2 separate regions of the Homo sapiens genome follow, and region 2 is linked to region 1. Evidence: chromatin contacts called from ENCODE Hi-C or POLR2A ChIA-PET data. All regions are on one chromosome and are shown on one strand. The core of a region is the stretch at or near the end of the contact, and the rest is flanking DNA. Distances in the headings are between cores, read along the strand shown.

Region 1 (3,393 bases), core at 507-3,006:
GGTGGGAGGATTGCTTTAGATCAGGAGTTTGAGACCAGCCTGGGCAAAATAGGGAGACGTTATCTCTACAAAAAAGTAAAATAGGCATGGAGGTGCACAACTGTGGCCCTAGCTACTAAGGAGGATGAAGTGGGAGGATCGCTTGAACCCAGAAGTTAAAGGTTGCAGTGAGCTATGATTGTGCCACTGCACTCTAGTCTGGGCAACAGAGCAAGAACCTGTATCTAATAAATAAATAATAAACAAACAAACAAACCACATTTGGGCTCTGTGTCCCTGGGTCTTTATAGACACAAAGTATAGCCTTGGGAAACATGAGTGGCCTTTATTTATTTTTGTGAAACTCTCCCAGTAATTCTTTTTATAAGGCTCTTCCGTCACCTCTTTTAAGACTAACTGGAGCGGTAACCCCTCCTTAGGCTCAGAGATGACATTCTCTCCATTCAGCCAGCTTGTCCTCTGCCCTCATGGGACACATCGCTCTTCTTGAGCTGATGGGAGTCTGAGAAACAATCTTATACACCAAAGATAACCCTCCATTCCTCTATGGGCAGAAAAACAGATCGCAATTAGATGAGCCAGGGACCTTAATAAATGCAGATGTCCATTTAAATAAACCAGCAACTCTTGGGATGTAAACAGAAACAGAAACATACTTCATAATTAGAGATGAATGATGAGCAAATGAGTCAGTAGAGGATGGATTAAAGCAATAGTCTATAGCAATAATCAGAAAGTCAGAGCCCAAATCTCAGATCTCTCAGTAATTGTTAATTTTTGTTAGATTATTTAGTGTTTCTGAGTTTCAGCTTCTACATCTGTACAAAGAATCTGATGATACTTATTTGTGTGCATGCACAAAGCTAGGTACATTGTAGCATTCAAATGTTCATCTTAAGAAACAAAATGAAGGGTGAAGAAAAAGAGCAAACTTTGTGCATCTAATACCTGGTACAGTGGAGTCAACTAGTGCTTTGGGGCATATCACACTGGTGGTCTAATTCCAGCTCTGCCATCTACTGGCTGTGTGACCTTGGACTTGTCACTGACCCATATTCAACCTCAGTTTCTTATTTGGAAACCTAAAGTATTAATGGCTGCTTGATATCCAAAGGAGACAGATGATAGGCATCAAGTCAGTAGCTACCAAGGATTATTATTTTCCACATAAGGTACTTTTCTAAATTCATCCTGATTAATACTATAATATAATCTCATCATCAACCCTCTAAAGCAGGAATTATTATCCCCATTTCACAGGCCAAGAAACTGAGAGATTTAAAACTAGACAGTGTCTGGACTGTTTCTGTGGTCTAATTGTTTCATCATGCCTTAACTGAAGTAGAAGACCTGTTGACCCATGCTGACTACTAGAGCTCCTGGCTAAGGTTTCCTTTGCTTTCCTTTGTTTGTTTGTTTGTTTTTGAGATAGGGTCTCACTCTGTCACCTTAGCTAATGTGAAGTATCGCAATCACAGCTCACTACAGCCTTGAATTCCTGGGCTCTAATGGTCCTCTTGCCTTAGCCTCTAGAATAGCTGCTACAATGCAGGTACATGCCACCATACATGGCTAATTTTTTATTTTTTGTAGAGACTGGAGTCTTGCCATGTTGCCCAGGCTGGTATCAAATTCATGGCCTCGAGCTATCCTCCTGCACTAGCCTTCCATAGCCCTGAAATTACAGGTGTGGGCCCCCATGACCAGCCTAAGGTTCTCTCTGATAAGTGCTATTTCCTCCGCAGCCTTCCCAAAGCTTTGGGGGGTACACACTTTCTTTGCCTACCGTTTTCTCCTCTAGTGTGTGCATTGACTGAAATCACCCACTAGATGGTGCTGATATACTAACTTTGGTTTGCTTTGGCATCTACCCGGTGAATTAAAAATTTACTTTATACATCAACAAACCAAAATCTCTACATAAATCTCAGCTTGTAAGAATCATATACTTGTAAAGATTTTTTTTTTTAAATTCAGGGTGAACTCTGGAGGCTTAGTTATCTTGCTTAAAAATGCAGACCAGCCTTCTATAAATTTACCAGCTGAGGCTCTTCTATGGCCATGAGCAATCTCAACACTGTGTGTGTATCTGCTCCAGGGTGAGATGGAAATTATTAGCGGCTTTTTCTCTGAGTGTATAGCTCAATGGGCTTGTGAGAGCCCACCAGCTCTCCATAGCTTCTGCTTACTGCTCTGTGAAAGGAGACGCAGAATACAGACTCGGCTCACAGCTCATGTGAGGATAGAACAGGGTATTCTAGTAGATCTGATTACTCTCTGATTTCCACTTCTTTCTCTTATTGCCTGTCACAAATGTCTATAAAATCATCATTTTGGAAAAGTATCACACCCCTTTATAACAACAATAATAACCAACCTCTATATAGCCTTTTGTGGTTTACAAAGCATGTCTCTCTCAAATATTTAATATATCTAAATTAACAGTCAGTGTTATTTACTCCATTTTACAGAGGAGAAATTAAGGCTCAAGGGAGTAAGTAGATTCCTAAGGATCTACAAACTATTTAATTACAGTGCCAGAACTTGAACCCAAGCTTTCTGATTACAAGTATCTGGCTAATGTCACTACACAAGATAAAAACCTTTATTACATCTAAGGAATACACTTATAATGACAACTCATATCCTGCTACTTCTTTTCTGAATACCTCTGAATTTCACCTTACTTCAAAATTCAGAGTCCCTGGAGGGAGAAAACAACCCTCTCTCCCCACTTTTCTTGTTTCCTCCCTCCTGTCTTCCATTCTAGTGCCCAACCCAGCAATAAATGTTGTGGGAGGCAACAGAGAAGACACTGTCTGTGTTCCATGTAGCTACAGAACACCAAAGCTGGAAGGGATTATTGTGATTATCTCATCTAACCACCCCTTTTCCATTTAAGGAAATCAAGCCAGGAAGGACAAGAAATATTCCTATATGTGACGCCATGGGATTGTCTCAAATGACCTACTTTTAATTGCAGTGAATCTATACCTTGGTATACATTAGTTTAGAAACTGTGTTCATGCCAACTGCATTTCCTTTAAAAGAACATCTAGTTTAAGTTTTTCACTCATGCAGCATCCCCTCTTCCCTCTGACCCCCAACATACATACACAATAATCTTGGGATCTTCCAACTTTGTCTTATGAAATCTTATCAAAGTTGAAATCTTCATGTCACAACTTTACTATTTTAGGGTCTAAGGCAAAGCAAATTCAACGAAATCTGAGCTGTAATTGGCCTTTTTATTCTTTATTTGCCTCATACCTCCTGTTTGTCTTGTAGATGCTTCTGCTATTGAAATAATCTCAATGTATTACAGCTGCCTTTCTCCTTACCTGCTTCTCTCAGGGAGCTGAATAGCCTTTGGGAAAAGAACTGAATCTTAGA
Region 2 (3,393 bases), core at 565-3,064, 960 kb after region 1:
AATTGGCAAGACAAGCATCAATTTACAGAGGAGGAAACTGAGGTCCAGAGAGATCAATTAAACTGTCTAAAGTCACATGGCCTGACATAAAAGTAGTGGAGAGTCAAACTCAGGTCTGCTGATTCATACAAAAACAGTGTTGTGTAATGGCTAAGAGGCTGAACTTTGGAATCAGGCTGAATTGAGTTTGATTCTGATCTCCTCTGTGCCTTCAGGGCTATGTACCTGCGGTGGTGGACTTCATCTTTCCAATCCTACTTCCTTATCTGTGAAGTGGGCAAACCAATCATTTTTACCCCAGAGAGCTGTGAAGAACCTGTATCAGTTATACAGAAAGTTAAAGAACTTATCGCAGTGCCTGGTAGGTGGAGATCTCTCAATAAACAGCAGCTATAACTAAGATCCCAACCAAGGTCTCTTTCCACTATAACCAGTGTCTGAGAGGAGGGCTTGGAGCTCACATACACCTGAGAGGGTCTATTTGCAGGCAGGTCAAGGCGCCCGGTTTACCTGAGCTGCCCCCCAAGCTGAGGTTCTGTGTCCCATTCCCTCCCCTCCAGGCATCAGCCTCTGCGTGGGGTGCATTCTCAGGCAGGCTGTCTGAGGCAGCAGCTGCGGGAGGCATACACTCCCAACTCACCCCCACACACCCTGCCCACCTGTCTCCACTCCTTGCCTCTGGCAGCCCCACTTTGCCTAGGAGAAAAGCAGCAAACCTGCGTCCTCAGGTGCTCTCCTCTTAGCTCCCCCACCCCAGGATGCAGCCAAAGAAAACCAAAGCACTCTGTTTTCTAAGCCGGAGCCAGGAGCGATTCCCGTAAGGCACTGCCTGGCTTAATGGGGCTGTGTCTGGGCCTTGCCTCTAAGCCAGGCTCTGGCAGTCAGGAGGCTGCCCTCCTGCCTGGCTCCATCAGAGGCCGTGGCATTTGCTTAAGGTGATTCAAAGTCGAGGCCAAGGGGACAGAGATGGCAGGAGGCTTGGTTCTGGTTCTGTCTGTACTGACTCACAGCATGACTCTGGACATGACCCTGACCAGCTCCAGGCCTCAGTGCCTCTGTCTCTCTACCTTTACTAAACGGCAGCTGCTTCTATGTCAGTAATTCTTTACCCTGGCTGCATATGAGAATGACCTGGGGGAGGGTTTTGTTGTTGTTGTTTTGATTTTTTGAGACTGAGTTTCACTCTTGTTGCCCAGGCTGGAGTGCCATGGCGTGATCTCAGCTCATTGCAACCTCTGCCTCCTGGGTTCAAGTGATTCTCCTGTCTCAGCCTCCTGAGTATCTGGGATTACAGGTGCCCCCCACTATGCTCGGCTAATTTTTGGTACTTTTAGTAGATATGGGGTTTCACCATGTTGGCCAGGTTGGTCTCGAACTCCTGACCTCAGGTGATCCACCGGCCTCAGCCTCCCAAAGTGCTGGGATTATAGGTGTTAGCCACTGTGCCCGGCCTGGGGAAGGTTTTAAAAATGAACACCTGTGCCCCATCCCCATAAATTACCATTGAACTGGCTTGGTATAGGGGTCTGGGCAGCAGTACTTTTCAGAAGCTCAATAGGTGATTCCTGTAGGCAACCAGGGTCTAGATCCATGACCCTAAATAAATGCTGAGATCCCTGTAAGCTTTTGCATTTAAGGATTCTATCAAAGAGATAAAGGAGTAAGAAACAGAGACTTCTAGAAGGAGAAATTCTGATGGGTTTTGGTCTTTAAAGTATCATCAAATTAAGTTGTCTCATTGGACAGATGGGAAAATTGGGGCCCCAAACTAAGGGATGAGTTTAAAACCACATAATGAGCGGCTGGTGGCCTGGTCTAGAACCTGTGTCATCTGAAGCAAACCACAAAAATGTCAGTAATAAAAAGATCAGAGGAGGAGGAGGAGGAAGCTGAAAATAAAGAAAGAAGGAAATGCAAAAAAGGGCAAATAAAAAATGAAAAAAAAAAAACAGAAGGAAGTAAAAGAAAGGAATGGGAGGTCAGGGAAGAGAAAGGGGTAAAACGTAGAGGGACAAAAAGAAATAAAAGCCACAACTGAGGCACGAGCAACTCGGATAGTACCCTGTGAGTCAGGGCAGCTCTGAGCCACACTTGGCTGTACAGTTCGTATTTGGCAATTGCAACCCGGGCAAGAGCTCTGATCCCAGCTGGGGCCCCAGGCCCAGGGCTGGAGCCTGCGTGGGGACGGTCTGACTCACAGCTGCTACTTCCTCACCCTGTTTCCAGCCTCTTGCTCAATCCAGGCAGGAGGCAGGATAGATGCTCTTTTGCAAGGTGATCCCAGCCCAGAGGGCCCTGCAACCTTTATGAAACGATTCTGGTTAGGTGTAGGAAACAAATGGGGCAGCAGACCCTGTACTCCCAACATGCTGAACAGCAAGATGACTCCCAAAGCGGCCAGCCCTTTCCTGCCTCCAGGCCTTTGTTTGATGCCCATTTCCACTGGAGTGCCCTTCCCCACAGATACCCTGCCTCACATGGCATCTGAGGCCTCCCAAGTCTGGCCCTGTAATATCTCTCTACTCATGGTTCCCCTCCATGCTTTCTACACTACCCATAAAGCCATTTATTAAAAGTAATGGCAAAAACCACAATTACCAACCTTAAGACATTTACTACTCCTCACCTTTGCTTATGATGTGCTCACTCTCCTACGCAATGGAACCCACAGGCATCTTTCAAATCCCACAAACACACAAAAATCCCACATGAAATGTCCCTGCTTTAATTCCATCTTTCCAAATGGCTTTCTCTTATCACTACAGTCAAAATCATTCTCTCTCTTCTACAACTCCACATCAAGTGTTCAGTCTGTCCCCTGTAATACTTAGCACTCTGACTCTTTTATCTCAGACCACAAAATTGGAAGTTCTACGTGACCAGATTTACATCCATATAACGTCTCTGGGCATAAACTGTGAACTGTGACAGATCTGGGTTTCAATCTAGCTTCCACCACCTGCTATCTGTCTGCTTCAAAGCACAGTATCTTCATCTGCAATATAAACCTGTCAATTTTACCCTGTATTATAGTTTTAAGTATTACTAGCAATAATACAGGAGGAGTATCTGGAACATAGTGCCAGCTTTAAAAAACAGTTACTTTGCTGTTGTCATGAGTCACCTATGGGATTCCCTATGGGATCCTGTGCTGGGTCTGGCCTGGAGTGGTCTTCAGAAAATGTAGCTTACATTACTCAACTGAAGCTCAGTTGCTCTCTGAAAACAGTGTGGGCAAGGTGGGGATTGGGAGAGGAAAAGGGAGAGAAAATAAGAATGCGTCCAACAGTGCTGCAATATAAGGATGTTGTTCTGCTCTTTTACTCGTGAAAGAAATGAAGGCTGGCAGATCTACAGCAACTTTAACACTCAAAAACTCATTCCCTCCTCCTA

The links. Hi-C counts contacts between places; a loop is a spot of excess contacts on that map. ChIA-PET counts read pairs that join two places held with the same protein, here RNA polymerase II (POLR2A). Pooled maps may share reads with other maps.
Region 2: a loop to region 1 is called in a pooled map, with 2.7 times the contacts of the local background. The contact joins two enhancer-like sites. A Hi-C loop is called at or near these places in 1 of 50 pooled maps. POLR2A ChIA-PET finds 5 or more read pairs at or near these places in 2 of 52 experiments (A549 and MCF 10A).

The regions. Positions count from the first base shown.
Region 1 is chr9:115,591,904-115,595,296 of GRCh38, forward strand. No RefSeq gene overlaps it. Among named protein-coding and RNA genes, the nearest start is that of LINC00474, 330 kb to the right of the region's middle. Within about 2 kb of position 1,757, at least 2 of the 41 ENCODE cell types and tissues checked have a DNase peak (open chromatin) inside an H3K27ac peak, as active enhancers do.
Region 2 is chr9:116,547,322-116,550,714 of GRCh38, forward strand. The region is part of intron 19 of ASTN2 (astrotactin 2); the gene reads right to left. ASTN2-AS1 (ASTN2 antisense RNA 1) reads left to right here. Exons shown (of 12, transcript NR_033973.1): 7 at 1-113; 8 at 216-361. Among named protein-coding and RNA genes, the nearest start is that of ASTN2-AS1, 45 kb to the left of the region's middle. RefSeq lists enhancers at 9-303, 414-583. Within about 2 kb of position 1,815, at least 13 of the 41 ENCODE cell types and tissues checked have a DNase peak (open chromatin) inside an H3K27ac peak, as active enhancers do.